Linked DNA regions of Homo sapiens: region 1 is linked to region 2. A link is a loop called in an ENCODE intact Hi-C map of the cell type or tissue named here. Cell type or tissue: psoas muscle. All regions are shown on one strand. Region 1 overlaps CEP57L1 (centrosomal protein 57 like 1). Region 2 overlaps CEP57L1 (centrosomal protein 57 like 1).

The links. Peaks named below come from ENCODE experiments on the same cell type or tissue, not always from the same donor. Only the 100,000 strongest peaks of a DNase experiment are listed, where the experiment ranks them.
Region 1: it touches region 2 in a loop (2.1-fold over the local background); 3 of 110 quality-filtered maps call a loop at or near these places.

The regions. Positions count from the first base shown.
Region 1 is chr6:109,164,543-109,167,042 of GRCh38, reverse strand. CEP57L1 (centrosomal protein 57 like 1) reads right to left here. Exons shown (of 11, transcript NM_001271852.3): 11 at 1-2,500. It also overlaps the pseudogene CCDC162P. Among named protein-coding and RNA genes, the nearest start is that of CEP57L1, 70 kb to the right of the region's middle. In psoas muscle, no CTCF peak of the experiment used is centred here; a DNase peak (open chromatin) is centred at 1,272; H3K27ac peaks cover 1,134 bases.
Region 2 is chr6:109,116,329-109,118,828 of GRCh38, reverse strand. The region is part of intron 1 of CEP57L1 (centrosomal protein 57 like 1); the gene reads right to left. Among named protein-coding and RNA genes, the nearest start is that of CEP57L1, 22 kb to the right of the region's middle. In psoas muscle, no CTCF peak of the experiment used is centred here; no DNase peak of the experiment used is centred here; H3K27ac peaks cover 388 bases.

The DNA.
Region 1 (2,500 bases), 48 kb before region 2:
AAAGGTGCAATGGCACGCATAGTTTTTTAAAAATCTCACAGTTGCTATTATGCCTTAGTGAAGGTTGTCTTGTCATATGTCTGAGTGTCAGCTTATACTTATCTACACGTCACCTACAATTAAATGTTCTCAGTAGATAAAGCTTTAGTTACAGCTGAATATTGTTCCAGGAAACCCCATTAGGAGTTTCATTATTTACTCTACACCAATAATGGCAGCTGTTGCATTTCTGTCCACAATGCACTCCTTCCATTGTGCATAACCAACTGGCCTCTTCCCCCCTTAGATTGATTTCTCACATTACAAGTAAAATTTTTATTTAATTTTTGATCTCTTATCATGGATAAGAATACACATTTAGGCTGGGCGCAGTGGCTCATGCCTGTAATCCCAGCACTTTGGGAGGCTGAGGTGGGCGGATCACCTGAGGTCAGGAGATCCAGACCATCCTGGCTAACACAGTGAAACCCCATCTCTACTAAAAATACAAAAATTAGCTGGGTGTATGGCAGGTGCCTGTAATTCCAGCTACTCGGGAGGCTGAGGCAGGAGAATAGCTTGAACCTGAGAGGTGGAGGTTGCAGTGAGCTGAGATCGTGCCACTGCACTCTAGCCTGGGTGACACAGCGAGACTCCATGCCCACCAAAAAAAAAAAAAAAAGAATATACATTTATAGTTAAAATTACACTTTTAAAGTAAGAAAAGCTCTCACATCTACTGGCAGGTATAGAAAAAAAGGAATAAAGTAAGAAAGCTACCAAAAAAGCTCAAAAATAATTTTCAAGTACATTATCTACATTATCCCAGCCAGTTAACTTACTATGTACTAAGTATCTCCCACTTTAATCTTACATTGTTGAAAACTGAACATTTCCCTCTGACCCTCCTGTCTTTATCTACAACCTAATAAAAATGGCTGGGTTGCCAATGATCCACCCAAGTACAGTTAATTCAGGATTCCAACTCCCATTTCCAGTATCAGAATATAGTCACAATACCTGCTGCTTCAAACACTGGAACTTTCTGGCTTCAGTTTCATCAAAATTGAGACCTGCCTTGGCTAGAAAATTCCAATTCCATTATTTCAATTTCTAATTACATAAAAACCAAACAAATCTGTTTTTTACTTAAGTGAACAAAATCCGTGAAATCATACCAAGTTTCTGCTAGACAGAGCACAGCTGTGAGGTTGCTACAGCAACTCTTACACTGACCATAGACTGACTGCTCCATCCAGGAAAGAAATCTTTTGCTCCACCCCCTGAGGAGTCAAAGGCTCTGGCAAGCAGGCAGTCTGTGAGTTCAGTAGCTGTGATGAAGCAACAAGACACCATTCTTCATTGTCTCTCAATAATAAATGTCACCTCAACAACCACACCATACTCCAAACCTATTTGCTGTGTGTGGTTACATGTTTCAGCACAATGACAGGACTGTGTTCTTTACCCCCTCCCATTAGAAACCTGGGCTAGGAAAGATGACAAAGCCATTTCCCTTCAGGCACACAGAAAGAGATAAAAACCAAAATAAGTGAGAATATTCCCACTTTTACCAATAATATATTTAGGTGTTTGCTTTTAGGCTTCAACCCATGCAAACATGTGTTCTACATTTTTTTTTTTTTTTTGCCACTCAGATTCAAAAAATATTTATTGAGTGTTTAATAAGTGTCAACTCTTCTGCTGGGTGCTTTCCCATGTTATTTCATTAACTCCTCACAACAAATTAGTATAGTCCTGTGAGGGAGATATTAGTATAATCCTCACTTTACAGATGAGAAACTGAGGCTCCAGAAAGTTATCTGACTTGTCCAAGCTATTAAATGGTAGAGTCCCAGAATTTGAAACCAAGTTTCCTAGCTCTGAAGTTGTGGTTTTTTCTACTACACTGGACTAATTTTTAAGAAAATTCTCAGTTGAAATATTCCATGTTCCTAAAATGGTTTTAATTTTTTTTTTTTTTTTTGAGACAGAGTCTTGCTGTGTCACCAGGCTGGAGTACAGTGGTGAGATCTCAGCTCACTGCAACCTCCATCTCCCAGGTTCAAGCGATTCCCCTGCCTCAGTCTCCCAAGTAGCTGGGATTACAGGCATGCGCCACCACACCCGGCTAATTTTTGTAATTTAGTAGAGACAGGGTTTCACATGTTGGCCAGGATGGTCTCAATCTCCTGACCTCGTGATCTGCCTGCCTCGGCCTCCCAAAGTGCTGGGATTATAGGTGTGAGCCACCGCGCCTGGACGGTTTTTAAATTTTTAATGATAATTTTTAAAGCAATACCTTTTCACAAGTAATGAATTATTAATAACTAAATATATTCAGCCACCTTCCTAAATGTATAGAAAACAAAGGCACAGAACTATAGGTCTGCATTATGGTCCTGGTGGATAGCAGAAAGCTAAAAAGTTTAGCAAAAAGCTAAGCTTAAGCTATAAAACTCATATCCTCAAGGAGGAAAGGCAAAGTAGAAAAACAGGTAAGGTGATGCAACTGAGTTTA
Region 2 (2,500 bases):
GTGGAGCTCCAAGACAAAACCTACCGAAAAGTCAGAGCAATATAAGGTAAAAGGAAGATGTCTATACCATTCAGATCAGAGAGAGTGCTAGCTACTGATTGTAGTGTCTGAGTTATTCTGTGACGAAGCAACACAAACACGGGTTTGTCATAACATTGCTTTCCTTGGTATTGAGAGCTCAGAAGTCATAATTCCAATTCTTATTCGTATTAGCAAGCTTCAGTATGTTAACTACAGTGACGTTTGACCCACATGTCTGAGGTGAACAACTGTTTTGAAAGGCTCAAGTAATCTACTGATGCACAGAGATGTTGATAGGCTGCAGAGACACACCATTAAGCCCCTTACTTTTTTTTCAAACCAGACTTGTTGGCACAGCTGTTAAGGTATTAACATGAGGAACAGCATACGTTGTCAAATAGCCCAGAAGGCAAAAGGACAAAATCTGATTTTCCTGGCTAGCTGAGGTGGGAGGTTAATTGATAAAAATATATTTTACTGGCCAGGCTCACGCCTGTAATCCCAGTTCTTTGGGAGGCCAAGGCAGGTGGACTACCTGAGATCAGGAGTTTGAGATCAGCCTGGCCAATATGGTGAAACCCTGTCTCTACTAAAAATACAAAAAATTAGCTGGAGTTGGTGGTGGGCGCCTGTAATTCCAGCTACTAAGGAGGCTGAGGCAGGAGAATTGCTTGAACTCAGGAGGCAGAGGTTGCAGTGAGCCGAGACCGTGCCACTGCACTCCAGCCTGGGCGACAGAGTGAGACTCCGTCTCAAAAACAACAACAACAACTATATACATTTTACTTAAAATGCACCTACAAAAATATGTATTACTTTCCTCTTAATGTTGCAATTTTTCATCCGTTTCCAATGTGCTTATTTAACTTACATCTCACTATGCCAAATGCTGAAAGTGCTGAGGGCCTTCCAATTACCACCAGCAGCCAAAATAGAGGAGCACAGAGAACAGCCTATGATGTCGAAATGTAAGAGATCATTATGGCTCCAATTGAACTTCCCTTGTATCCATATAGACGTTGCCTGTGACTGTATCTGCATAATTCACTTCGCTTAATATTGCAATGTCTATTTAGTAAAATTAATGTTGAGAATCTGCATAATTTCCTAATTCCTTTCCATTTCAATTCCAATACTGTTTGCTAAGCATCTATCATGTGCCAAACTTTGTGCTTAGAGCTGGAAATGGAAAGAGGAAGAGGTCACAGTCTCAGGGGAAAACAAATGCAATGCCTCACTAACTCAGGACTTTGAACTTGCTCTAAACTAGTACAGATTTGGTGCCCATAAAAAGTGGGGTTAACCCTCCAATGTTGCTTTCGTCATAGTAGTTGGCCCAGTTTGCCAGTCTAGCCCAGACAAGCCCTAGCTAAGACAGCCTCAGGTTCCTTCAATATGATCACCTTTCATCCTTCAATTAAAAACTTCCTATCAGCAGCACATTACAGACCATCAAAAGATAGAGAAGGTTTGTAGAGCAGCAAAGCCAAAAGGTATAGTCAAAGGCATTCACAATAAGTTCAATCATAAGTAATATTCTCTTGTGTACCTGAATATTGCCTACAACTTCTTATGCTTACGTTATATATAAATCCATGATATTTTACTATAATAGCTGAGACTAGAATGAGAGTGTTTGGAAAGAAGTTTGACACAAACATACTATATATATATTTCTGATTATAAAAGTAATACATGTTCATTCTACAAAATTTTGAAATTATAGAAGAAAATAAAAATCACGGGAATTTTATCAATCTCAGATTATTAAAATATTGTTAACACACTTTTGGTATATATTAAATCAGTCTTTTATTATTTTAACCAAAGTTAGGACTGTACCATGCTTGTATAAATTGTCTTTCTACTTAATATGTGATAAATGTTTTCTTGAATCATTATCTTTTTTTGTATATCATTCTTTAGAAGTATGTTTTTCTTAATGGCAGTACATAAATGATTTTGTAAATTACCAATTTTTTCATTAAGAAACAGGCTAGCAATTGTGTTGTTAGGTCAAAGACAGTTTTAAATGCTTCTGGTACATATTGTCAAATTGTCTGGGCCTGTTTTGAATTAAGGCATTACTGGAGATTTTTAGAACTTAGAAAAAACTCCTGAAGGTCACAATTCTCACCATGTCTTGAGATTATTTCTCCAGTCAATAATACTATACTTTAGACAAAGTTTCTCTTGGATAACCTCTTATCAAAAGCTTTATGACAATCAGAACCTAGAAAAAGATTGAAACTGTACCTATATAAATAAAGTAACATATATATCAATTAGTCTACTCTACTGTTAAGAAAAGTATCTCTAAAATGCTTATGGGAGCTGGGCGCCGTGGCTCACTCCTTTAATCCAGCACTTTGGGAGGCCAAGTTGGGCAGATCACCTGAGGTAGGGAGTTTGACACCAGCCTGACCAACATGGAGAAACCACCTCTCTACTAAAAATACAAAATTAGGTGGGCGTGGTG